Regions from separate parts of the Homo sapiens genome. Here all the other regions are linked to region 2. Evidence: chromatin loops called from intact Hi-C (ENCODE). Cell type or tissue: IMR-90. All regions are shown on one strand. Each heading gives the region's core, and the rest is flanking DNA. Links, peaks and the distances in the headings are about the cores only.

Evidence for each region. A loop is a pair of places that touch in the nucleus more often than their neighbours do. Peaks named below come from ENCODE experiments on the same cell type or tissue, not always from the same donor. Only the 100,000 strongest peaks of a DNase experiment are listed, where the experiment ranks them.
Region 1: it touches region 2 in a loop (34-fold over the local background); 3 of 110 quality-filtered maps call a loop at or near these places.
Region 3: a loop joins it to region 2, with 12 times the contacts of the local background. A loop is called at or near these places in 89 of 110 quality-filtered maps.

The regions. Positions count from the first base shown.
Region 1 is chr21:30,039,417-30,050,124 of GRCh38, forward strand. No RefSeq gene overlaps it. Among named protein-coding and RNA genes, the nearest start is that of GRIK1, 100 kb to the left of the region's middle. In IMR-90, for the core only: a CTCF peak has its summit at 5,241 (motif pointing right); no DNase peak of the experiment used is centred there.
Region 2 is chr21:29,471,404-29,482,111 of GRCh38, forward strand. It overlaps LOC107985486 (a long non-coding RNA gene), which reads left to right. Exons shown (of 2, transcript XR_001754998.2): 2 at 1-2,280. Among named protein-coding and RNA genes, the nearest start is that of BACH1-IT3, 19 kb to the right of the region's middle. In IMR-90, for the core only: a CTCF peak has its summit at 5,235 (motif pointing right); DNase peaks (open chromatin) are centred at 5,398 and 6,748; H3K27ac peaks cover 831 bases.
Region 3 is chr21:29,846,898-29,851,897 of GRCh38, forward strand. The region is part of intron 1 of GRIK1 (glutamate ionotropic receptor kainate type subunit 1); the gene reads right to left. Among named protein-coding and RNA genes, the nearest start is that of GRIK1, 91 kb to the right of the region's middle. In IMR-90, for the core only: a CTCF peak has its summit at 3,000 (motif pointing left); no DNase peak of the experiment used is centred there.

The sequences.
Region 1 (10,708 bases), core at 2,389-7,388, 570 kb after region 2:
GGAGAAGAGGAAGGCAGGTGAGGACTTTGCTATAAACGTTTATTGATTTCAAATGATCCCCTCCCTCTTTTCCTTCCTGCTCCCTAGCTCTCTTTATCTGTCCCTCCTTCTCCCATTTTCCTTTTCTTCTCCTTCTCCCTTTTTTTCTTCTTTCATTCTTCTCTTTCTTCCTTCAATTCTTCTTCAATATTCAGTGGAAAAGCCATTGCATGGGAATGAACACAATGGCCATTGACACAGGAGGATGAAGGAAGGCACAGCAGTCTGTTGGGGATGCAGGATATGAGTATGACAAGAAGGGCACCTGTGGAAAGTTGGGGTGCAGGGTGTGGTAATGAAGGTGGCCAATCAGAAGTGGAAAGAAGAGAGCATCTGCAGGAAGGTGAGGACAGAGTAGCTTGGTCCACAGAAGGAGGAACAGCTAAAGCTAAATCAGGGTGGTTTGAGCCTGATTGTGGTAAGGGGGACATTTGAGAAAGAGGTTGCAGCAGGTGGTGAAGTGTAGGGGGCAGGTCAAAGCTAGGTGGGGGCAGCTGTAGTTAGGAGCTTGGGCAGAGTATCGAATGCTGAATTAAGGGTGGCATATCCCTTCCACTTTGGGAGCCAATAGTGGTCCCTAGCAAGTTGTCGAGATTGTGAGTAAGGACCAGAGGACACCTGTTGGGAGGTATATGACAGATCAATGGTAGATTGGTTACATCCAAAGACAATTCTTATAGTAAATTGATATTAGAAGTTAAACAGAAGCCAGTTTTTCACTGTTGGGAATAGATTAAAAATACAGAAATGGGGAAAGTTAGAAATGAATCTTTTGTAGTTGATTTAGAATTGGAGTTATTAATGTTAACTTATACCTTTCAATACATATTTAGGTAGGGATAATTAATGATGTAAATGGCTTATTGCTAAATTGTTTTTTTTTTAATTGTTGAACTGTGAGAGTTCTTCATACATTCCACATACGAGTCCTGTATCAGATGTATCTTTTTCAAATATCTTCTCCAAATTCTGTGGGCTATATTTTTCTTTCTTGATAATGTCCTTGAAAGCACAATGCTTTTAGTTTTGATAAATTCTCAGTGGCTCACACCTGTAATCCCAGCACTTTGGGAGGCCGAGGTGGGCAGATCGTGAGGTCAGGAGATTGAGACCGTCCTGGCTAACATGGTGAAACCCCGTCTCTACTAAAAGTACAAAAAATTAGCCAGGTGTGGTGGTGGGTGTCTGTAGTCCCAGCTACTCGGGAGGCTGAGGCAGGAGAATGGCATGAACCCGGGAGGTGGTGTCAGGCCTCTGAGCCCAAGCCAAGCCATCACATCCCCTGTGACTTGCACATATACATCCAGATGGCCTGAAGTAACTGAAGATCCACAAAAGAAGTAAAAATAGCCTTAACTGATGACAATCCACCATTGTGATTTGTTCCTGCCCCACCCTAACTGATCAATGTACTTTGTAATCTCCCCCACCCTTAAGAAGGTTCTTTGTAATTCTCCCCACCCTTGAGAATGTACTTTGTGAGATCCACCCCTGCCCGTAAAACATTGCTCTTAACTTCACCATCTATCTCAAAACCTATAAGAACTAATGATAATCCACCACCCTTTACTGACTCTCTTTTCGGACTCAGCCCGCCTGCACCCAGGTGAAATAAACAGCCATGTTGCTCACACAAAGCCTGTTTGGTGGTCTCTTCACACGGACGCACATGAAAGGTGGAGCTTGCAGTGAGCCAAGGAGCACCACTGCACTCCAGCCTGGGCGACAGAGACTCCATCTCACAAAAAAAAAAAAAAAAAAAAAAAAAAAAAGATAAATTCTCATATATATCAACTTTTCTCTTTTGTCACTTGTGGTTTTGGTGTCATCTTGAAGAGACCATCACCTAACCCAAGGTTACAGAAATTTATGCCTATTTTTTCTTCTAAGGAGTATTATAGTTGTTGGCTTTTATACTTAGCTCTATAATATTTTTGAACTAATTTTTGTAGAAGGTATGAGGTAGGGATTCAACTTCATTCTTGTGTCAACTTCTTTGATGCGTCCACTAGAAATTATTAATTACAGGAGAACTGGATACAGGAGGTGGCAGGGAAGACTCAGTCAGTCCTCAGCTCCACCATCAATGACCCACAATAATACATAAATCGGTGGGAGTGGGCAAGGAGAAGAGATAGCATAACAGGCAGTGATAGCACAACCCCCAACCCCGCAAGCTACCTATAGTTGGGTAACAATTTTTCAATACTTTCTGATAATTTTTGCCTTATGATGAGAGCATTTAACTCATTAATATTTAATGTCAATGCTGATAAGACAGGATTTACATCTTCCATATTGTTAGTTGATTTCCATGTCTTAAGTCATTTTGTGTTGTTCCATTCTTTCCTTATTTCCTTCTTCATATTAAGAAGATATCTTCTGGTATGCTTTTTAAATTCTGTTTTTTAAAAAATTATATTTTTAGTTATTTTCTTAATGATTTCCTGAGAAAGGACAAACATATATTTATACTGTTTTATATGTACTTATATAGTTGCTTTCATCAGTGCTATTTATTTCTTTATGTAGTTTAGATTTACTATCTAATCTCTTTTTATTTCAGACTGAAGGACTCGTTTTCATACTTCTTATTGGGTAGGACTGCTTGCAGCAAATTCTCAGTTTTTGTTTTTCTGGTAATGTCTTATTTTCCATTCATTTTTGAAGGATAGCTTTGCTGGCTATGATTGACAGGATTTTGGGGTCTGCCCTTTCAATATGTCATCCCACTGTCTTTTGGCCTCCATCATTTGTGGGAAGAAATCAGTGGAAGAAGTTAAGGAATCTTATTGAGGATTCCTTGTATGTGATGAATCAGTTTTGCCTTGTTTCTTTCAAGATTGTCTCTTTGTCTTTCATCAGTTTGACTATGATGTGTCTAGGTATGGATTTGAATTCATCCAATTTGAATTCATTGAATGGATAGATTAATATTTTTCATCAAAGTTGGGATGTTTTTGGTCATTATTTCTTTAAATATTCTTTGTGTCCCTTGTTTGCTCTCTGTTTCCCTTCTGAAATTTCTATTTCTATTATGCATATTTTGGTAAAATTGATGGGGTTTCACAGCTCTCAAAAGGTCTTTTCATTTTTCTTCATTCTTTTTTTTCTGTACCTCCCACCAGACAATTTCAACTGACATATGTTCACTTTTGTTGATTCTTTGCTGGCTCACATATGTTGTTGAGACCCTTCAATGAATTTTCCATTTCCTTTATTGTACTTTTCAACTCAAGAATTTCTATTCAGTTCTTTTTTATATTTTGCCTTTTTATTGATATTCTCTTTTTCGTGAGACATTATGCTCATACATTCCTTTAATTCTTTAGGTGCAGTTTTTGGAACATGTACTATCTGATTTAAAGATTTTATTTATCAATTTCAGAAGCTGGACTTCTTCAAGTTAGTTTCTATTATCTGTTTTTTAAAACTCATTTATGGACTATAGTTTCCTGGGGTTTTTTCGCCAGTCACATACAAGTTTTTATCATGTTAAAAGCTGAACATTTTTAATATTATAAAATGATAACACTAGAAATCGAATTTTTCTCCCTACCCAAGGTTGTCTGTTGTTGCTGCTTGTTTGTTTAGTCATTTTCCAGGACTAATTCTATAAAGTCTGTATTCCTTGTCATGTGCAGCCCCTGAGGTCTCTGCTCAGCATAGAGGTCAGATAATTTTATTAGATAGAATTTTTCCAAATGCCTTGAACCAATCTGTTTACTACCCATTGCTGAGGCACCAATATGCTGACAGTGTGTTTGAACACATTTTCATCTTTATCAGTTTTCAATTTTATCTTGATTTTTACTTTCTACTTGTTCAGAGCCTCAAGATCAGCCAGAGGTGGGAGATTAATGCACATGATTTCCTGGGCACCTGTGCATGGGCTTTGAGATTTCCAGGAATACAGAGAATCTTTGTCCAGCCTCTTTGCCCAGTTGGCATCACTGCATTAGGCAGCTGCAATGTTAAGCAATTGCTGATGGATTTTTTTTTTAAACAAATTCCCTCAGATAAAACTTTTCTCACTGAACAAGCTCAGGTCAAGTATAGACCAACTCCATGAATGCAACCTTTGCAAAAAGCGTGAAAATAGTGTTGATTTTCTGGAGATAGGGCTTTTGGGAGCTTCAAGCTCATTCTAACTCGCACTCACCCTGTTACTGTTATTTTTCCTAGCTACCATGATTGTGAGGATTCTGGTTTTTAGGGCTTTCATGGAATTAGGAAAAGAGGAATAGAGCAAGTGCAAACCTCACAGAGCTCATTGTTATTTATAACATTAAGCTGTTTTTCTTGAATAAAGCTGCTCATAGTGTTGCAAACATTTGGATAATTTCCACAGCTCCCAAATACTTGATTTTGATAAAGTTTTATAGTGACCTTTTTGCTTTTATGCAGTGGATTTTTGGAGTTCCTTGTATGTCTACCAACTCTTTAGTTCCTTGTATTTATCGCTTTTCATTGACCATATTCAGCTCACTTAATCGAATAAGCATAGCTGCTTCATTAATTAGGGTTCAGTGGTTCTTGGAATCTATACATATTTCCACTGTGATGCCATAATAGCTTTAGTTTCTTATTTTTTACGTTATTCATTGAGCTCATACCAACTATCCTTACCTTTCCTAGTAATATCCAAAAATGGCATGGTCTTCTTGGGAACAAGACAAACTCCCAGTTGTCTTAAATTCACCTTTATTTTGACTTCTCTATTAGCAGTTACATTTTGTTATGTAAGCTGCATTTCATATATATGCTTGACAATTCACACTGCAGGGAGAGCTTCATTATTTTTCCATTTCCATAGAAATGGCCATCACCACTAATTTACAAAGGAAAATACTCTCCAGCCTTATTTATTATTGACAGTGGTTAATCAGGAGTAAACTAATTTTTGAACCAGTAGCCAAAGGCTTATGTGACATCATAATCTTGAAGTAAAGTGCAAATAATGTAGTTTATAGTGTTTATTATAAACCAGTATGCTTTTTTGCCCCTTTTCCTTAAATTGACCATTATAGAAGTTGCAAACCTTCTTGCTATTTTTCAGTAGTTGCCTAAAATAAACATCCCCCATCCTTCTTGTTTTCCCTCTCTCTTTTGTCTCAGCATTCTTTGTTTACTTTCCCAATAATATTTTAACCTAAGAGTACTAAGTCACTAATTTCAATAGCTGCAGTGCTGCTTTATTCCACAAGAGGGCACTCAAATGGCTTTCTTTCTGTGATATTCTAATTTCCCACTTTTTTCATATTGTTTGTTTTCCACAGTGGACTTTGAGGACAGATCTATCCCAGAGTCCTCCACTAAAACCAAGAAGATACATATATACTTATAAATGTAGTTAATTTCTTGGAAACATTGAAGATTTATATGTTCTAGAAATCAGAAGGTGAAAAGGAAGAGATTGAGATAGACCAGTGTTTTATCCATGACAATTCCACCTGCTTTCTCAGGGAAGGCTTTGGACTGCTAGCAGACATGACTCCTGAAAAGAAGGCGAAGCACCTGGAATATCTCATATGCCTATTCGATCATTTCCAAACTAAATGAAGCAAGTAAAACTTTTAAAAAAACAAAGCTTAGGCCGGGAGTGGTGGCTCATACCTAATCCAGCATTTTGAGAGGCCAAGGCATGAGGATCACTTGAGACCAGGAGCTCGAGACCAGACTGGGCAACATGGTGAGATCCCCTCTCTATTAAAAATCATCATCATCATCATCATCATTAAACTAGAAAAAAATAAAACTGAAAAAAAAATTCAAATAGGTGAATGCTTGAGATGACTGTACAGAGATGATAAATAACAATACCTGAGTTTTGTCAGAATAACAGGTAGATAACATATTAAGAAAAGATTTGATTTGCTGGAATTAAGATGGCAGAAAAAAATGGACACATTGTTTTTATTATGTAAAATATTACAGTATACAGCTACTACTAGAAAGTAGATGAGCAAACCTTAATCCAACTAGAGATGATTAAAATAGTTTTGTTTTTCTATAAATGTAGCCTGATGTGAGGGGGTAAGAAATGGAGTAGGGAAGTGAGTATTGAAAGGATGAGACATGTACTCTTCAGTCATCTTAGAAACTCTATGTATTTTTCTGACTTTATGAGAATTTTCCTGGCCTGCCTGGTAAGAGAACAAACATTATAAATGTCAAATCAGGCAATATTCTAATTTGAAGATAACCAGGATTGATTATAGAAGAAGAATGCCTATTTTTTTTTTTTAGCGAATATTGCAGAGTAGAAGTAAACTCTGGCACAGAATTGCCTTCGTAGCTTTTATATTACACCCAAAGAATTTTGGTGGAAGCCACTATCCCTTAATTTTGAATGGATTCTGATAATACCAGAATCTATGACTATTTGATAACTCTCTAACTACTAGGAGCAAAGAGCTATATCATCATCTTGCAAGATTATCCTGCAAAGCAAATGTAATATTAAAATTTTGCTTATTAGATGTAATTTTGGGTGTCTTTTCCTTTCATTTTATGCCTTTATCTTGGTCCATAACGATTGGATGGTAGCTTTCTAAAACAGCTATTTTAATCACTATCATTGATGCTTCTTGAGCAACCAGCTAGTATGTTAATAAAGAAGATCATTTTCCTAAATAGAGCCAATGAGTGAAAGGTGAAAATTATCTATGGCTGAGTGAGTTAGAAATCACTATCATTTGATAGATTGCCTTTGGACATTTTGTTTTTGTAAGTCTTTTTGAAAAATGTAATATCACTTTGGGGCAATGGAATTGATAGTTTTAATAAAACTATTAAAGACTACTTATGTCTTTATATACATTTCTAAACGGAAAAATAAGAAACATTTAACTGCTTTGTGAATAATATTGACTTATAGTTTTTTGAATATGTAGGAAAAAAGTGAAGAAAGAGTACATATTTGTTTTACCACATATTTTTTTTACTGAGCATCCGAAAGACCTGTTCCACATCTGTTATTTTTCAGTCATCTGTGCTTCCCATTTGAGTTTTCCTAGCAGCATCTGGAGGGGTAGGGAGAATCAAAGTGGTCTCCTTGGTAGCTGATCATCCTGCTATTGCAGGTTGGCAAATTCTCTGCATCAAGCCAAAACACAAAAACCAATTATGAAGTCTGCAGATATTTTATGTCCAGCTGTTTGAAACACATATGGCATTTATTCTATTCAGGGTACTGCTTAATTCATAGTGTGACACGTGGTTTGTTTGACAAATATCTAGACCTAGACCATATTTTCAAGTCTCTACATCTTTGGAGGCATTTTTAAAATACATTCACCATTTCTGAAATTAATTAACAAAAGAGCAAAATAGCCCCAAAGACATCTATGTCTGTGTGTATGGGTATGTATGTGTATGTGTATGTGTATGTGTATGTGTATGTGTGTGTCTGAAGTAATTAGAATTTAGTAAAAACATTATTCCACCATTACTTTGTGTTTCTTTTTAATGCCTTATATCCTTCCCTCAAAAAAATTTATGAATGCCACTCAAGAGTAAGTGGAGTTTTAATATTATCTCATTGCCTGCAAGGTCCAGTATAACTTAAGAGAGAGGAAATTAATCTTTGAGGTTAAGTTTACTTACCATTTGATGTCAGTGTTGTGCTATAAGAACAAAATTAATAGGGGTAGGAGGGTGTTGCTGAGGGCTATGGGAATAAGCTACTAGGGAACAAGGTTAATTTTAATGTGAAAGGTCATCAGCTTTGGATAACTCATCAAAATCTAAAAACACAGGTTTTCTAGTACGGCAGTTCTTTTATACGAAGTCAACCATCATATCCAACTACCTCTCATTTAAATTCAGAACTTGACACTTGTCAAACACAAGATGATCTTTCTTTTTTCTTTTTACTTTTCAAATGAAAGAAGCTGTGTTAAGGTGCTTGCTAATCTTAGAGATCTAAAGTGCCTCCCATCATTTTAAATGAAAACATATGCATACTCAATTTCCAGATGAAGAAAATCAATTTAGCCATGCATAATGAACGAAACCCTGTCCCTCCATTTAATTTCTCAGTTGTTTGTGTTTACAGGCAGCCTTTCTTTTCAAGGGCAAATTTAATAAGGACAGTTTAGGAGGTTATAGGAAAGTGGTGTGTGAAATGAAACATGTGAAGTGATTTCAATCTAGATCTATACTTACCTGGGTCTGGGATTACCAGAGGTACCAAAGGGCGCCCCTCTTACAAAACACACATAGGCATTTGGTTTCCAGTGCTCTAGCCATAACTTTTTATTAAGAATGCATACCACGTATTTGCTTATTACATGGTTAAGTAGCCACCTTATTCTTCAATTACACAAAATTCACCACTGAAAAGAAACTGTTTGAAAGAATGTGTTTGAAAGAATGAATATCTTTAGACTGGATACCTGCACTAGCTTGGATATTGAAGTGTATGTAAACTTTCAGTTGAATCAAGATAGAGGCATATGTCAGAGCTGAAAGAACTTTGTTGTTTATTATAGTTGGTTTAGATCTCTTATATGCATTTACATGAGAACTCCAGAGTGTCTTAGGAAAGTATAGAAATTAGACCGTAGATGCAGGAAAATCCCTCACTCAATTAAGGACTCAAATATAATCAATACTAATGTACTAGCGATAAATACAAAGTGTAGGAAAACACTCTTTCCATAGCATTTCATTCTCCACTTGCTGCAAATCAAATTACAGACATATGCATCTAATACTAAACTACTTTTGTAAAGTGCTTTCCTCTTTGACACACTATCTAGAGTTTCTTAAAGTGACAGTTTAACTGTTTTGAAATATATATATTTTTGCTGCCACTTTCAACTCACTAAGCTATCAAAACGCATCTTTCTCACCCATGTTTGCTATGACACACTGGAATATTAACTCCAAGAGGAATATCAATAAATTCCTCCTCCAGAATAGCAAGTATTAAAAGGCTCAACTGTGGAGGAGTGAAAAATCCGTACAGGCAAGTCCATAACAGTAAGATCTTATACTTGAAGAGTCAGAGGCAATTGAAACCAGAGTGACTCCATCTTGAATAGCAGCTGGGTAAAATAAGGCTAAGACCTACTGGGTTGCATTCCCAGGAGGTTAGTATTCTAAGTCACAAAATAAAATAGGAGGCTGGCACAAGATTCAGGTCATAAGGACCTTGATGATAAAACAGGATGCAGCAAAGAAGCTGGCCAAAACCCACCAAAACCAAGATGGCAATGAAAGTGACCTCTAGTCATCCTCACTGCTCATTATATGCTAATCATAATACATTAGCATGCTAAAAAACACCCTCCCCAGTGCCATGACAATTTGCAAATGCCACGGCAACATTGGAAAGTTACCCTATATGGTCTAAAAAGGGGAGGAACCTTCATTTGTTGGAATTGCCACTCCTTTCCTGGAATACTCAGGAATAATCCACCCCTTCTTTAGTATATAATCAAGAAATAACTGTAAAAATAGCCAACCAGCCACCCTAGGGGCTGCTCTGCCTATGGAGTAGCCATTTTTTAAATTTCTTTACTTTCTTAATAAACCTGCTTTCACTTCACTCTGTGGACTTGCCCCAAATTCTCCCTTGTGTGAGATGCAAGAACCCCATCTTAGAGTCTGGATCAGCACCCCCTTTCTGGTAACAGAAAGAAGAACCTATACTGTAAAGCCTAAAAATAAATAAATAGTATTTAAAATAAAAACCTATAGAATCAAGATTCGTTGTCAGGATTTGGCAACTTTTCTGAGGTTTTTAGATCCAAGATAAATTGCATAGGGTGAGGATTGTGGAGGGAAAAGTCAGAGAACAAAATCGAAAGTACTACTCTCAGACGTTAACATGCACACAAATCCCTGAGGATCTTGTTATAATGCAGGTTCTGATTGAGTTGGTCAAGGGTGGGATGGCCTGAGATTCTCTCTTTTTTTTTTTTTTTTTTTTTTTGAGATGGAGTCTTGCTCTGTTGCCCAGGCTGGAGTGCAGTGATGTGATCTTGGCTCACTGTAACCTCCGCCTCCCACGTTCAAGTGATTCTCCTGCCTCAGCCTCCCTAGTAGCTGGGACTACAGGTGCGCACCACCATGCCCAGCTAATTTTTGTATTTTTAGTAGAGACGGGGTTTCACCATGTTGGCCAGGCTAGCCTCAAACTCCTGACCTTGTGATCTGCCCGCCTTGGCCCCCGAAAGTGCTGGGATTACAGTAGTGAGCCACCATGCCCCGCGAGATTATGCATTTCTATTAAGCTCCCAGGTGCTGCTGATGCTATTAGTCTATAGACAACCCTTGGTAGCAAAAATCTAAGGTAAAGAATTTCTGAGTGTGGCAGGCCAGGTCTCACTAACGTGGGGCTCCATGACAACTGATTCAGCACTGAGTGGTTAAGTTAAATATTAAAAGCTGAAAGAGCCAGAGCGCTCATACAAAGGGTGGAATGTGACAAAAGCCCACCAAGAGTTTTGCCTAGGTCTTTTGTGGGTCTTGAAGCATGACAAGATAACAAAGGAATTCTTAACAGGACCCATTTAGGGTTAAACAAATTTTATTGAGAGTCTGAAGACACTCCCTAGGCCTCCACAAACAAGTTTATTGGGGGTCTGGAGGAACTCCCCAAAGCTCCATGATTTAACAGGAGACAAGATAAGGGTAATCACCCCAGCACCTGGACCCA
Region 2 (10,708 bases), core at 2,957-7,956:
AAACTAAAGATGCTGTTAACTGGTTTGCATCCAGTAAGAGGCAATTTGAGGCTAAATACATTCTGCTTTCTTCATATAAAGTGAGTCTTATGTTTATTTCATCATACTTCGAATTGAGGTGGCCTATGCCTTTTGTCTTTAGTGTTGGAACTCTTGTTTTATGTTTCCTATTTAACTTATAATGTAACACATGCAATAAAATAGTATTCGAGATGCTTTGACAAACTTGGTGTTTTGATCGAGGTGGCGCTGTTGGTAGAACTGTTGGTAGAACCTGTTGGTGGGCAGGCACAATGCCACTTTATCACTGAGCAGTAGAGGCAGGAGAGTCCCTATCTGTCACATAAAAGCAGATTTAGGGGGATCAATACAGAGTGCATGAAAGTGAAGGTTAAGAGAAAGTACAATACGTAAAAGTCAGGAACTGTCAATATGCAAATCCTCAACTCTGGCAAAACCCCAGATCACCCATGATCCAGTGTGATGATAAAAATAAGCTCCTAAGTACTTTTTTTTTTTTTTAACTTTGGCATCTTGTGCAACTCATGAACTAGTAGTGTTTTCCTCCTTATTATTATTAGTGTTATTATTCAGCATTTTGCTACACCCTCCCCTTCTTTCCAACATCTAAATACCAGCAAATATGTTATGAGATGAAAATGATGACATAGCACCTCTTTTCTGTCAGGTAGAAACATCTACATTCAAGGTTATCTGAAGGTAAAATATTTACTAAGTTATTTACTCTGTCTTTCTCCCAGGAGTCAAGGCAGAATGGGGGTCTCCAACAAGAGTGGCCTGGTACATCACCATACGATGGGGCCTATGTGTGTCTCTCTTGTGTTTAGCTTCACGCAAGATGGGGCTTGGAGGTACCTGGGGGCTTATTTTTGTTGCGTGCCCACCATTGATTTTCCTTTCTAGTGTGTGTGAAATTACATTTCCCTGCAACTGAAAATCTGATTAATAAAAGTATGTCATTATCTTCCATAACAACAAATCCAGACATAGCTGCTTCCAGACGGAGGGTAGCAGCTCAGTCATGTCAGTAGGGACAGGGACTGTGTTCATCCTTCTAGTTCATCACCCTCAGTCTGCAGGCTTTTAGACCTACTTAATTGTTGCAGGATTCCTGCCGAACTGCTGCAGTATTCTCTTTTTTTTTTGAGACGGAGTCTCACTCTGTCGCCCAGGCTCTGGAGTGCAGTGGCACGATCTCGGCTCACTGCAAGCTCCGCCTCCCAGGTTCACGCCATTCTCCTGCCTCAGCCTCCCGAGTAGCTGGGACTACAGGCTCCTGCCACCACGCCCGGCTAATTTTTTTCTATTTTTAGTAGAGACGCGGTTTCACTGTGTTAGCCAGGATGGTCTCGATCTCCTGACCTCGTGATCCGCCTGCCTCAGCATTCCAAAGTGCTGGGATTACAGGCGTGAGCACCGCGCCTGGCCTGCTGCAGTATTCTTGGCATCAAGATGGTACTCCAAGATAAGGAGAAGAGGAGAGAAAGAGAAATTCTCAACTGGCTTTCTTTTCTTTCAACCGGGAAGAAACATCTCTCCCAAAAACTTCCATTTTCATTTCAATGGCTAGAAACTTGTGACATGGCAACCCCTTCTTGCAAACTGCAAAAGAGCCTGGAAAAGGAGCATGTGAACAAACACAACAACATAGCTGTGACCAGCCTAACCAGTTGCCCTGCACTTTGTGTGTACATCCCTCCAGATCTCTACCCCTGCTAGCGTGTTGGCCAGAGCATCTTTCACTGCTCCTGCCCGGTCAGCTGGGTCCCTTGTGCTGCTGCCACAGCTGCTACTTGCCCAGTGACTTGCCACAGTGGCTGCCCCATTGTGTTGTCCTAGACACAACTTGACAGCATTTCCTGAACACACTCTGCTTCCCATCTCATGTCCTGGGAGTTCCCTGATGTCACTAGGGTAAGTGATGTAAACAGACCCTCACTTCCGGCCCCCTGTGTACAATCTGGAAGTTTAGGGGAGGAGGTCAACCCATGGGGTAGACTTTGACTAACAGAAGATTGAAACTCATGGATAGCTTTGCCTTTCTGTCTGTGGCAGGACTGTCCTGGGAGCAGTGGCTGAGAGGCCATCCCCATATGCAGTAGCCAGCTACACCCATCTCCTGTATTTTCTGCATTTCTTTTCCATCCTTCCCTGCTTAATCTGTGACCTCATTCCTGCTTTTTGGAACTATACTCCCCAACAAAATAGTAGCACACAAGGCCTTGCCCCAGGCTGTGTTTAATAAAGACTCTGACTCCATTTTTGATGTTCAATTGCTGACATCCTTTAAGCCTCCCTGCTCCCTCTGTCTGTGAGCAGAAGCCCTCACGCCAGCCCCATCTGCCACAAAACACCACACCAGTCTCCTCTTCCAGCTCTCTCAAACCATTTTCAGACCTGCCTGGAGCCTTCCTATTCCCCCCAGAAAGCCTTCTCTTGTGAATAATAAACAATTTCATACCCCCTAGGTGTGCGTATGGTGTCAGCAGTCTCAACATCAGGACCAAATTCTGGGTGATGTCCATTCTGCTTCTGCAGAGTGACTGCAGCACTCTGACACCAAACATTGTTTGTTCTCTGGGACTAGGCACACTGCCACCCTGAACAGTGATCAGAGTCCACTCAGTGAGGCAGATGTGGGAAGGACAGACGCTGTCCTGGCACTAGACCACAATGTAGAGAATTGGGGCCAAGACCCAGGAGGGGACACTTAGATCTCCCACCCCCATGGTGGTTACAGAGGGCTTGGTAGGAGAGTGTGGGGAGAAATGCTCCTTTGGAGAGAGTTGACCTTAAGTCCCACTGTCAGCCAGGGGAAGTGGTGGGGGTGTTTCCCCCTCACCTGGAGCCTAGTGAGAGGTGTCTTAAGAAGATTCCTAGAGAAGGGTTTGGAAGAGAATCTTTAGGGACAACTGTTGGTTGGGGATAAACAAGGGGATGCTTCCTCCCTTTCCTCAAGTCACTAGTGAGGTTGTAATAGGGTTGTCCAGAGAAACAACCAGTAGGATATATAGACACGCGCGCGCGCGCACACACACACACACACACACACACACACCACAGAAAGAGAGATTGGCTCACACAATTGTAGAGGTTGGCAAGTCCAAAATCTGCAGGGTGGAGGGTAGGCCAAAGATCCAGGGAAGAGCTGATTTTGCAGCTCAAGTCTGAAGGCAGACTGCTGGCAGAATTCTCCCTTCTCTAGAGGAGGTCATTCTTTTTCGATTAATGCCTTTAACTAATTAGATGAGGTCTACCCACATTATGGAGGGTTAATCTGTTTTTCTTAAAGTCTGCTGATTTAAATGTTAATCTCATCTGAAAATGACTTTCAAAACAATATCTAGACTGTTTTGACCAAATATCTGGGTACTGTGGTGTAGCCAAGTTGACACATGAAATTAACCATGACATGGGGCTTTAAGGAGTTTGCTGGGAGGACTTTCTCTATGTACCTGGAATTTTGGTGGGCACACAGTGGATTATCTGACTTTTACGGGGCAAATTAAAAAGACGAGAGGCAGCTGGCCAGTCACTCTTAGGGCAGAAGTAAAAAGAAATTGCAGTTCCCTTAGGGTTGGCCTCTGTCGCTTTGTTTTAAGACAAACATTGCAGGGGTGTTTCTCATGGTCCAGCTATGGGCTATGTCAGCAAAGGCTGGCTTGGAATTCTCTTGGGGTTTTGTCCAAGAAGGCTACCTGCAGAGGCAAAAAGGTCTCAGCAGAGAGGATCTGCCTGTATCAGTGCATTCCTGGGGCTGATGAGGAATGAGGGTACATGATACCTACAGTCAGAATAAAGACATGTTCATCCAGTGTCTTAGTGTGCTTGGGCTACCCCAGCAAAATACCAAAGAACAGGCATATTGCTTGATAGGTAGAACAACAAAAATGTATTTTCTCACAGTTCTGGAGGCTAGGAGTCTGGGATCAGATGCCAGTATGATTAGGTCCTGGAGAGGGCCCTCTTTTTCACCTGAAGACAGTGGCCTTCTCACTGTGTCCGCATACAGCCTTTCTCTGGTGCATGTGTGTGGAGAGAGAGTAAGCAAGCTTTTTAGTGTCTTCATATAAAGGCACTAACTCCGTCATTAGGGCCCCACCCTCATGATCACATCCAGCCCTATATACCTCCCAAAGGTCCCATCTCCAAATACCATCACATTGAGGATTAGGGCTTCAGTATGTGAATTTTGGAAGGATACAATTCAATTCATAGCCCACAGTCTGAGCAAATACAGGGGAGACTTCTGGTGGCAGAGTCTCTCAAGAATCCACAAAAACACCAAGGAGAGAGGCTACTCTTTAAGTTAGAAATTTCCCATCTCTTCCCCTCTCTTGGACCCTCAATCTTAAAGGAGTCAGAAACTGAAGCTAGCAGAATGGAAAAAGAATGCAAAATGCTATAATAAGCCAGGAAGAGAGACTATATCCCCTCCTTTTCCAACGCCAGCTGCCTGCTAGATTCTGGCCCAAGGTGGAGTGGACTCACCTTTTAACACTAGATTGAAATTCAGACCTGTACATGGAACCAATCATTTTAGTTACTAATTTGTGACAATGTTTTACATATCCAGAAAAGTCTTGGGCTGCCTGGATTTTCTTCCTGGAGCAGGGGAAGAACTAGTCTGACTGAGTACATTTTAAGTGAGAGTAGGGGAACAAAAATAAATTTACATTTTATGAGACATATGTGTTCTACTATTAGCTGTATTTTGCCTCCCTATCCAATTTTAAAGGGGGAAAATTTAACTTGTTAAATGATTGTTTGATAGGTAGAGTAATGAAAAATCCCAAGACATGCTCTCTAGATTTGAGAATTTCACAGGTAGTTTTCTCTGGGGGAATCTTAGGAATTAAAACATTTTGGCTGGGCGTGGTGGCTCACGCCTGTAATCCCAGCACTTTGGGAGGCCGAGGCGGGTGGATCACCTGAGGTCAGGAGTTCGAGACCAGCCTGGCCAACATGGTGAAACCGCGTCTTTACTAAAAATACAAAAAATTAGCTGGGCTTGGTGGCGGGTGCCTGTAATCCCAGCTACTTGGGAGCCTGAGGCAGGAGAATCGCTTGAGCCCGGGAGGTGGAGGTTGCAGTGAGCTGAGGTCGCGCGCCATTGCACTCAAGCCTGGGCAACAAGAGCGAAACTCCGTCTCAAAAAAACAAAACAGCATTTTAAGTAGATGTAATACCTGCAGTGGCCACTTGGTGGCAGCCGTCCACGAATGCTGCTTTCGGCTCGCTGCCCTTGGGGACTCTGTGGTTTTGTGTGACAAGCATTTTTTTTTTTTTTTTTGTCCAGCCTCCTAGAAAATTGCCTGCTCCTGTTTTGGTGGAAACTCTGTTTTCCCTGACAGTGTTTGTTTTGTGGTTGAGCCCTCTTTGGCTCCGCGAGGCCAAGTTTTGTGATGCTTTCTGAATATCAGATATTTTAGTTCTATCATGTTAAAGCAGTTTGGAATCTCTGTTGGGTTTGAGGTTTTTTTTTCTTTAGTCTTCTCCTTTAACTCAAACACTGACTGACACATTGAGAATGAAAAGCTGTTGTTACTTTTTCCTGGAAAAGTTTTCTCAAATCTCAGACTTTCTAAAACTCCTGACTCACATCAGAGGGAGAATGCTGTTTTTCTGCCACCCTCAAGCCCTCATTATTCATGTTTGCACATGTCATTAGCAGGGTGAGTTTTCTCTTGATTTGTACCAGATGGTGTGATTTTTTTTTTGGGGGGGGTGGGGGAAGAGAGTAGAAACTTGTTTCTTTAAACTCCACCAAAAATTGTTTTCTAATAGGTTCATTCCTTTAATAACAAAATTTCATTTATGAGGGCACAGTAGCACCCAGAACAAATTTTGATTTTGCAAACCAATGACCTTTTTATGGTTCTTTAGAAATGGAAGTCAGCTGTTGTCCAGAAGGGTTGGTGGCATGGGGACTTAGAAAGCCATGAAGTTTGAGCGCCGCTTTCTAATGTCTGACCTGATGTTTGTGGCTGCACTTGCTGTATGTCCTCAGGCACAACAGCTATTAGCTTTGTTGTGAATTTTAGAGGGAGTCACTTGTTCAGGCAATGGATACTGCATATGTGGCACTCTTTGCAGGTCCAGCTGGGTGACATGCTGAGAACAACCAGGTGTGCTCCCCGAGCTCATAGCACATATGGTCAGGTGGATAAAACAACCTTGATTTCAAACAAAACACCCAAAGGAGTGCATGTGTAATCACACACTGAAGGAAGAGCTCCGAAGGAAAAAAAAAAAAAACATGTTGTAGAATCACAGCAGACAACCACAGACCTGCTCTAGCTGGGTGGTCAGGCCGGGTCTCCCTAAAAAGTTAGACTGAAGGTGAAATCTGAAAGATGGATTGACATTAAGCAGGGAAAGGCAGTGAGATGGGAAGGGGAGTGTTGGTGGAAAAGAATGGGCCCAGGCAGAGGACAGAGGTGGGAATGGTGTGTCTAAGGAATGCAGGTTGGAGCACAGACAGCTAGAGGAAGAGAGCGTGAAATGAGGCCGGGGAGAACAGGCTGACCCAGAGGGCTACGGCAGAGCTGGTGTATTAGTCAGGGTTCTCCAGAAGGACAGAACTAATGGGATAGAGGTATATACTAAAGGGTGTTTATTATGGAGAATTAGCTCTCAAGGTCACAAGGTGAAGTCCCATCATAGGCTGCCTGCAAGCTAAGGAGCAAAGAAGCCAGTAGTGGCTAAGTCTGAGTCACCAAACCTCAAAAGTAGGGAAGCCAACGTACAGTCTGTGGCCTAAAGCCCAAGAGCACTCAGCAAACAACTGATGTAAGTCCAAGAGTCCAAAAGCTGAGGAACCTAGAGGCTGATGTTTGAGGGTAGGAAGCATCCAGCATGGGAGAAGGACGGAGTCCAGAAGACTTAGCCGTTCTAGTCTTTCCACGTTCTTCTGCCTGCTTTTATTCTGGCCGTGCTGGCAGCTGATTAGATGGTGCCCACCCAGATTGAGGGTGAGTCTGTCTCTCTCAGTCCACTGACTCAAATGTTAATCTCCTCTGGGAACACACTCATAGACACACCCAGAACAATACTTTGCATCCTTCAATCCAATCAAGTTGACTCTCAATATTAACCATGACAGCGGAGGAGCTGTTGTTGATACAGGAGGGTGTAATGAGTTTATACATTGAAAATAGCCCTGTTGCTGTAGAAATAGCACATGGAAGTGAAGTGGTGCCCAGGATGCCACAGGAGCAAAAAGGTGGCCATGCAAATCCTGGCACAAGAGAGAGGAACTTGGATGAGAGGACAAGGGCCTGGAGACTAGTGGCCAGATTCAAGAGACAGGTGGGACCTAAAATGGACGGAACTTTGGGAGGAATTGGGTAGGAAGGGGTGGTTAAGGGAAGACAGCATCATGGGTCATTCTGGCTGGAGTAACAATGTTTGATGGTCTCTTCAGCAAGTGAGGGGACACAGACTGAAGACAGGGTCAAGGTTAGAACATGACTTGGCTGCTTAAACGCAAGGACAAAGGTTGGGATCTCCACAGATGGACACAATGGAAAGAGGGAGAAAGACAAAAGAGTTTGGAGTATTAGCAAGTCATACAAATAAAATGTTTCTAAAATGCTGCTTTACACATCATTAGGAGTTTAATTATGGTTATTTTCATTCTCTGATCTGCTTCTTCTGTTCTTTTTCTCTTCCTTCTTTCTTTTTCCTTCCTTTCTTTACAGAATTTTATCTCAGCTTGCTCAAGTTTAATTGCAGAAAGTCTCACATTTTTCTACCTTATGAATCTCTAAGATCTTTTCCAGAGTTTTTACAAAGGGTTTATACAAATTTTGGTAAAATTGAGTAACTTTTCCAAAAGACCAGATACCTGGACCAGCTGGTAATTTGTCATAATTTAAAATTATTTTTATTTTAATGCACCTTTCACTCTATGGTTTTGTATTTTAATGCATCTCTTAACTATACATGGTTGATTTATAGTGTGACTTTGGATAAGTTATGTGACCCTTCTTTGCTTTTGTTTCCTAATTTGAAGAATAGATTAGTAAAAAGATGATATAATAATCATCTTTTTAATGGGTTGTTTTGAGGACTAAATGAGTGAAAACTCATAAGGTGCATTATAAGCACTTAATAAATATTAGTGTTGTTGGTAGCTATTGTTATGGCATGGGCCAGAATGGTAGACTGGGAGACCCACAGACAGAGCTAGAACTTAAGCAATGGAGGTTAAAGCTATGCTTAAATTACCTATGTGATGAAAGCTGGTGTTTCCTGGAGTTTACGATGCAGTTTGCATTATGGACGGAAAGTTTTTCTGGGTAGTGAAAGGAGAGTAGCCAGTGGGTGTTCATGCTTGCATGGCGAGATGAAGAATACACTTGGGTTTACACCCCTTTGTGTCTTTTTGGATGGGCCTTCTCTGAGTGACATGAGGAATACTGATACAGCTCCATAATAGCAGTAATAAGACCTGATATGGAGTAGGGGGGAGCTCAGCAGTTGCCAGCCCTGAACACACTTTATCTCGTTGAACTCCATAAGAGCCCTGTTGGGTTGAGTCTATTTTTGTTTCCGTTTTAGCAATGTGAAAAACCGAGATTACATAACTTGCCAAAGTGGTGGAGCTGGAAATCCAGATATTCTAGCTTTAGAGATCAACCAATGTGAATAAACAACTTCCATTTTCCCAGTCACATTTCCACTCCTAAAGTTTTCCCTAATCTCCAAGTTTTTACACTATTAAGAAGAATGCAGTCATGCAGATTTTGTTTTCTTTACCTTGAAAGAGGAGAGTTTAACCAGCTAAGGTATGTGTTGGTTGCAACAATCCTTAAAGACACATAATCCTAAGTTTCCATATTTTTTTTTTTGAGATGGAGTCTCACTCTGTTGCCAGGCTGCAGTGCAGTGGCGCAATCTCAGCTCACTGCAATCTCCATCTCCTGGGTTCAAGAGACTCTCCTGCTCAGCCTCATGAGTAGCTGGGACTACAGGCATGCGCCAACACACCTGGCTAATTTTTGTATTTTTAGTAGAGCCGGGGTTTCACTATGTTGGACAGGATGGTCTCGATCTCTTGACCTTGTGATCCACCCGCCTCGGCCTCCCAAAGTGCTGGGATTAGAAGTGTGAGGCACCGCACTTGGCCAAGTTTCTATACTTTAATGAGTGAAGAAATGGATGAATTCAAATATATTGGTAATGACAGAGATAATAAACATAGTTGCATAATCAAACCACTGTCTCCAACGGCCAGTTGCTAGAAGTAGGAAAGACATCTAAGTGAAGGAAGACAGAGCAATCAGATTCTGACCTTCCATATTTTGCAACTTATTTTTTTATTCATTCAATATAAACTTAGTAAGCTCCTACTATGGTCCAGGCCCTGTGTTTTGCTTTTATATCAGAATCTCGGTCATCAAGATGCTTATAGCTTCATGGAGGAGAGATGTAGGAAAATAAAAAAGCCTGCTAAAGCACACGGATAACAGAGGGTTTTCACAGAAATATATAAAAAATGTTGTGGGGACAGAGATATGAACTCACCTCGTTCATATCCAGGTGAGTAAGTCAACAGTGATGAGGAATACGAGAAAGTCCCAGTAGATTTTGGCGGCAACAAATTATTAGCAATAAAAATATAAGAACTAGTCTTTGGCTCTGTAGAGTGAAGAGAAGGACAATTTTGAGGAAAAAGGAAGAAACTCCGTGAGAGTACTTAGTATTAGGTTGGTGCAAAAGTAATTGCGGTTTTGCCACTAAAATAATGGCAAAAGTAATGGCAAAACCACAGTTACATTTGCATCAACCTAATATGCTGGATTAAAGTTTGATGCTGGAATTTCCTCTTTCCTGGGTCTCTTAAGTCACAACAGATGTGGAATCATAGCAAAAACTCTGTAACCAAACTTAACGCATAAGACCAACGCACAATTACAGACAAGAGTAATCAGAGGACAGACACAAAAGGGTGGAAGTTTACATATTTCTCACTCCCGCAGGCAGTGTTCTGTTGACAATTTCTAACTCTGTTTTGATTCTGTAGTGACAATAGCTGCTTCCCCACCCCCCCCCCTTTTTTTTTTTGAGACAGGGTCTCACTGTGTCACCTAGGCTGGAGTGCCGTGGAATGATCACAGCTCACTGCAGTCTCAACCTCCTGGGCTCAAGTGATTCTCCCACCTCAGCCTCCCAAGTAGCTGGGACTACAGGCATGCACCACCATGCCCGGCTAATTTTTTTATTGTTTTGTAGAGATGGGATTTCGCCGTGTTGCCCAGGCTGGTCTAAAACTCCTGAGCTCAAGTGATCTGCCTGCCTTGGCCTCTCAAAGTGCTGGGATTACAGATGTGAGCCACCAGCCTGCTTCCCCTTTTATTTGTCCTTTTTATAACTGCAGTTGCTCCATGTGGAATGTGATGGCAAAGGGTGTCCATAAATGGGCAACTTCACAAGGGTGGTTAGGAATATAGTAACTTCAGATTAGTCAACAAGGAGGAATTTACATATATTTATGCTCAAATGAAAGAATGAAAATGTTGCCAAATTCTTTCCTTGAGTATTTCTTTCATTTACTATATTCCTTTAACTGTATGAGTTTATGTTTTACTGTTTTCTACATAAAACTCAAGACTTTGTCTTTCATTGTCAACATTGCTAAAAACAGGAATATTGCTGAGCGGTATTTGGGTTTTCCTGCCCT
Region 3 (5,000 bases), core at 1-5,000, 370 kb after region 2:
TATATGTGTATGCATGTGTATTATATATCCCATCCTTATTCAAATACACATGTCAAGATTTCATATATATTTGAGTAACAGTATGGCATAAAATTGTGAACTTGACCTTGTTTAATCGACCTCCTACTCTCTTCTCAACACTTTATTTTACTGGCTCTTCTTCTTTCTGCCTTTTTGATACTTTATCTTCTCCATTTCTCTGTCCTTTAATGAACCATTTTCCTCTTCTTTATAATTTTAAGGCTTGCTAGAGGTATAATTCTTAGCTCTCCGCTCTTTTCTTCACTCTCATTGTCCTTTTCCTTCTTCTTCCCATCATTTTTCTATTTTGCCTTCCTGCCTCTCTCCTGCCATCTTCTATTTCTTTTATAAGTTACTTCTCAGCAGTTTCACTGTTTCTATACTTTAACTATTGTGGCCAGGAGCAGTGGCTCATGCCTGCAATCCCAGCACTTTGGGAGGCCCAGGCGGGTGGATCACTAAGTCAGGAGTTCGAGACCATCCTGGCCAACATGGTGAAACTTCCGTCTCTACTAAAAATACAAAAATTAGCTGGGCGTGGTAGTGCGAACCTGTCAGCCAAGCTACTTAGCAGCTGAGGCAGGAGAATCCCTTGAACCTGGGAGGTGGAGGGTGCAGTGAGCCAAGATTGGGCCATTGCACTCCAGCAACAGGGTGAGACTCTGTCTCAAAAAACAAACAAACAAACAAAAACACGAAACTATTTTTTCTCTGCATAATCTTCTCACATTTCTATTTCTGGGCTCTGCATCTTTGTTGCAATGGCTGGTTGTCTCTTTACTACATCAAGTCAAACATCTTTGAAACAATTATCATTGCATTCTCTGTATCCTCAGCTGGACTTCCACTTTTCCATTGGTTGCATCGGGATGCTGGATCATGCTTTCAAGAACACACCTAATCATTCTCAACAGTATTGCTGTGATACTGCCTAATTACTTTGTTTTGTTTATTCAGGTTGCAACACTATTGTTTCTCTCTTTCTCTCTCTCTCTCCCTCTCTCTCTCTCTCACACACACACATGCACATGTGTATGTGTATACACATAAAATTCACCATTGCTTTACTTAGCCTTAATTAACTAGTAGTAGCATTTATACTCTCTCAGTTACCCAGGGTTAAACGTAAGTTATTATTATTATTATTATTAAAAGTTTTTTTCTAACTTGATCGTCTCAGCCAATTCAAGTCCAATAATCAGACTTTGCCTTGGCAACGACTTTATCTGTACGCTGCTTCTAGTTGCACTTTTACCACCCTAAGACCCTTAATGCCATCAATGTGGATATCTAGAGATGCTAAATTCTCTTTCTGTCCCCGCCAATGTACAATGCATGCTTCTGCTAAATTAGACTATCTGAGCTGGAATGCCAACAGTATCACTGTCTGGCATTAATAATGTCCGTGACTTCCCTTCATGCCCCTAATGAACCAGTAATTTGTCCAAGTTCTCCATTATGTTTTCCAACCTGTGCTTCCGGCCTCATGGCAAACAATTCAATTGCCTAGTGCAATTGAATCCTCCACTCACACCTTGATGCTTATTAGAGTCTAAATCATACACAAACTATCACTTTTGTGTCTAAGCTCGTAACATTGTTTTTATCCAGAAATCCTGCTTTCTACTATCATGCTTGTCAAAATCTTATTCATCCTTCTCAAATGGAAACCTTCTTTGTAAAGATTTGTGGATCCCTGTGGCTAGATGTATTCTCTCTTTCTTCAGTTCTTAATATCATCTACAAGGCTCTATATAGCCTGGCATTTGCATACCGTTTATTACATATACTACAGCTTGCCTTCTTTGGGTTCCTTAAATAGACCAAGTTGTGTGTGTATATATATATATATATATATATATTTTTTTTTTTTTCCACGATCTTCACCTTAGCTGTTTGGTATACGTAAAATGTGTTTTTCCTAGTCCTTAGGATGACTTGATTCTTCTTAAATGTCGTCTCTTATGGAAGTTCATTTATTCCACCCTATTCAAATAGATTTTCGGAACTTTCTCCCATGCCAAATGTTTCTTTATCATAACACTCTGTCATTTCCCAAACTGACTCTGTGAAGGCAGAACAGAACCCAAATCTGTTTTGTTAACCAAGGTCTACAAACACACATAGTATAGTTCCTGGCATATAATAGTTGCCAAAATATTTATTAAATGAATAAATGAATGATTAAGCATATTGTTTATACTTTTTCTTTTCATGTCCCAGACTGTATTGTACTTCCTAATATTTTTCTTGTATTTTATTAGGTTTTAAAACCTTTGAAGTAAAAATAAAACATTTTGCATTGTTCATCTTGGTATCCCTTAGCTTCTAGTATGGTGCCAAACATTCATGAGATTAATAAATGTTTGCTGAATTAAATCGATTTGAATTAAACCTTCAGAACAATATTAAGTTATTGCCAGGACATCACAGATGGTAAGTGCAATTTCCTCTGCTAATAGCTTCCAAGGTTGATGATGAGATAAAATCAGTCGAGCATCCATCAATAGGGGAAAAGCTCTTAAAAACTAAATCCTCTAAGTCATTGTAGTGTTGCCTCCTTTGTTATACTTTGTTTCCTGCGCCCATCCTTCCTTAGAGCGTCAGACACAGTTCTTATGTACTACTTCATTAAGGATAAGTGTAGAGTGATGTCAGGAAGGAGGAAAGGCCAATAAAAGGCCGTTTGTTTTTAGCAATGTTCCTCTTAACCACCAAAGACAATGTGTCCATGTGCTTATCCCCTTCTCTCTGCTTAACTCCTTGACTCCAATTTCTCAGCTTACCTCTAATGAGAGAGTGTGCCTTAAATTCGAGATGAGTGCCGGTAAGGGTTCTTAAAAGCTGGCACATTTCAAGTGCATGGTGAGAAAACTACCCCAGGATTCTGCAGGTGTTAATTATGGTGGAAGCTAGCATAAAGATGCAGAGTGTAGAGCGGCTTGCTGCTCTGATCTTCATGCCCTCTGGTGCCCTCTGGTGCCTCTAAGAGAGAATGACTGAACCCAACAGTGGATGGCCCCTGTTACTGGAGATACTCTCTCTCACCCTCTCATATGTGTGTGGAGTGAGAGAACAAACAGCCCCCATGAAACTCACGTTTTTTAGAGTGCAGAAATCTGTGCAAATCTTAAAATAGCATATGCCCGTGAAGTTTATGTCATCCCTTTTTGGTTCGGTTTCGCTGACTTTCAGAAGGATCATGATATCTTCCTTACTGCATTAACATTTGCTGACAGAAGATCCTTAAAAACTATCTCAAATATTTGTTATCTCTTTTTCATAAACAAAATCATCTTCTCTTTGCCATAAATGGAACATTTATGTAGATCCTGGGTAGCATTTCTTAAATCTCACAGATATGAACATAATTCAGCAGATGTAAATTTTTTTTTGTTAGGACTACAAATTAAGCAGTTTGAAGGGTATTTAAAAAATCTCTATCTTTTCGATGTGTGGCTCTGGGTGTTATCCATTTCTAAGGTGTTCAAGATTAAAGATAATACTGCTATCGCCCTAATGTTCTAACTGCATACACACCCTGTACCCAATCTCAGATATCCTCTCCCCTGGCCACTCCTATTCAAAGCAACAAGGACAACCACCACCACAACAATGAACAAAAAACGAATCCCAGGAATGGATAAGGTGGTCGCAGATGCCACAGGTTATTGATGGAAGTAATTTTGGAGTCCTTGTTTAGTGCTCATAACATCTTGTATTCTTGGCCTCCATCTGGACTCTGCCAGTTCCTTAGTCTTAGCAATGTACCAGGCACATAAATTCTCTTTATTAAGAACCAAAACTACTTTTTTCATTTTATGTAAACTCATAAGTCACATCTTCAGCTCATTTTGAAGTAAGAATCTTCAGTATAACAGGGGAAATAGTATAACTACTACAAGGTAACTAACAAGTAACAATGTTTGTATAAAAGCCAGAGAGTATCTCAGCAGGAAATTTAATATTTTAGAAGAACAGACTTTTAGAGCAAACTTTTACTTACGATATTAACACAAATGAATTCAAGATGCCAATAATATTATTCCTACCTTTTATTACTGTCAGTCTGTACAAACTCTTAGCTTATTTGCTTTACAGATCAGTCTGTGAAAATGAATCAACTAGAAATGATTTCTTTTTTTTTTTTTCTTGAGATGGAGTCTCTCTCTGTTGCCCAGACTGGAGTACAATGGTAAGATCTTGGCTCACTGCAACCTCCGCCTCCCAGGTCCAATCAATTCTCCTGCCTCAGCCTCTTGAGTAGCTGGAACTACAAGCGTGAGCCACCACACCAAGCTAACTTTTGTATTTTTGGTAGAGTCAGGGTTTCACCACGTTGGCCAGGCTGGTCTCGAACTCCTGACCTCAAGTGATCCGCCCACCTCGGCCTCCCAAAGTGCTGGAATTACAGGCATGAGCCACATCCCCCGGCCTAGAAATGATTTTTTTGAGACAAGAGAGTAGCAATCTTTGAGCAACACAGATTGTTTACAAAGGCAATAATAGACAAAAGGGAGATATAAATCAATAAATGTGAACAACATCCTCTTCCCATAACATGGCATCTTCTAGGATCTCACTTTCAGTCTGTTCTTTACCTTTGCTCCCTTTTCTAGCCCTATAATGCAGTGGAAATGCCAGAGTCTGAATGACTTTAGCTTGAGTCCTGGTTCTGACTCCTACCAGCTGTGTGATCACAGTTCCTCTTCTGCAAAACAGAATCTAATAACTAACTTCATGAGCTATGAGGAGATTCATGTACAGCACCTATTCCAGAGCCAGGGCTACTAGTCTACCTCATGGCCTCAACTCTCTTAGCTACTTAAACATTTCCAAGAAGAGCGTCTTTAGCACTGACTTCTCTTCTGAACTGGTGATCTCTAATTGCAACATAAATCTTGATGTCACCCCTTGGACGAAATGTCCTGTCTTCAATACATGTTGTTTAGAATCAAACATATTATCTGTTTCCCCAA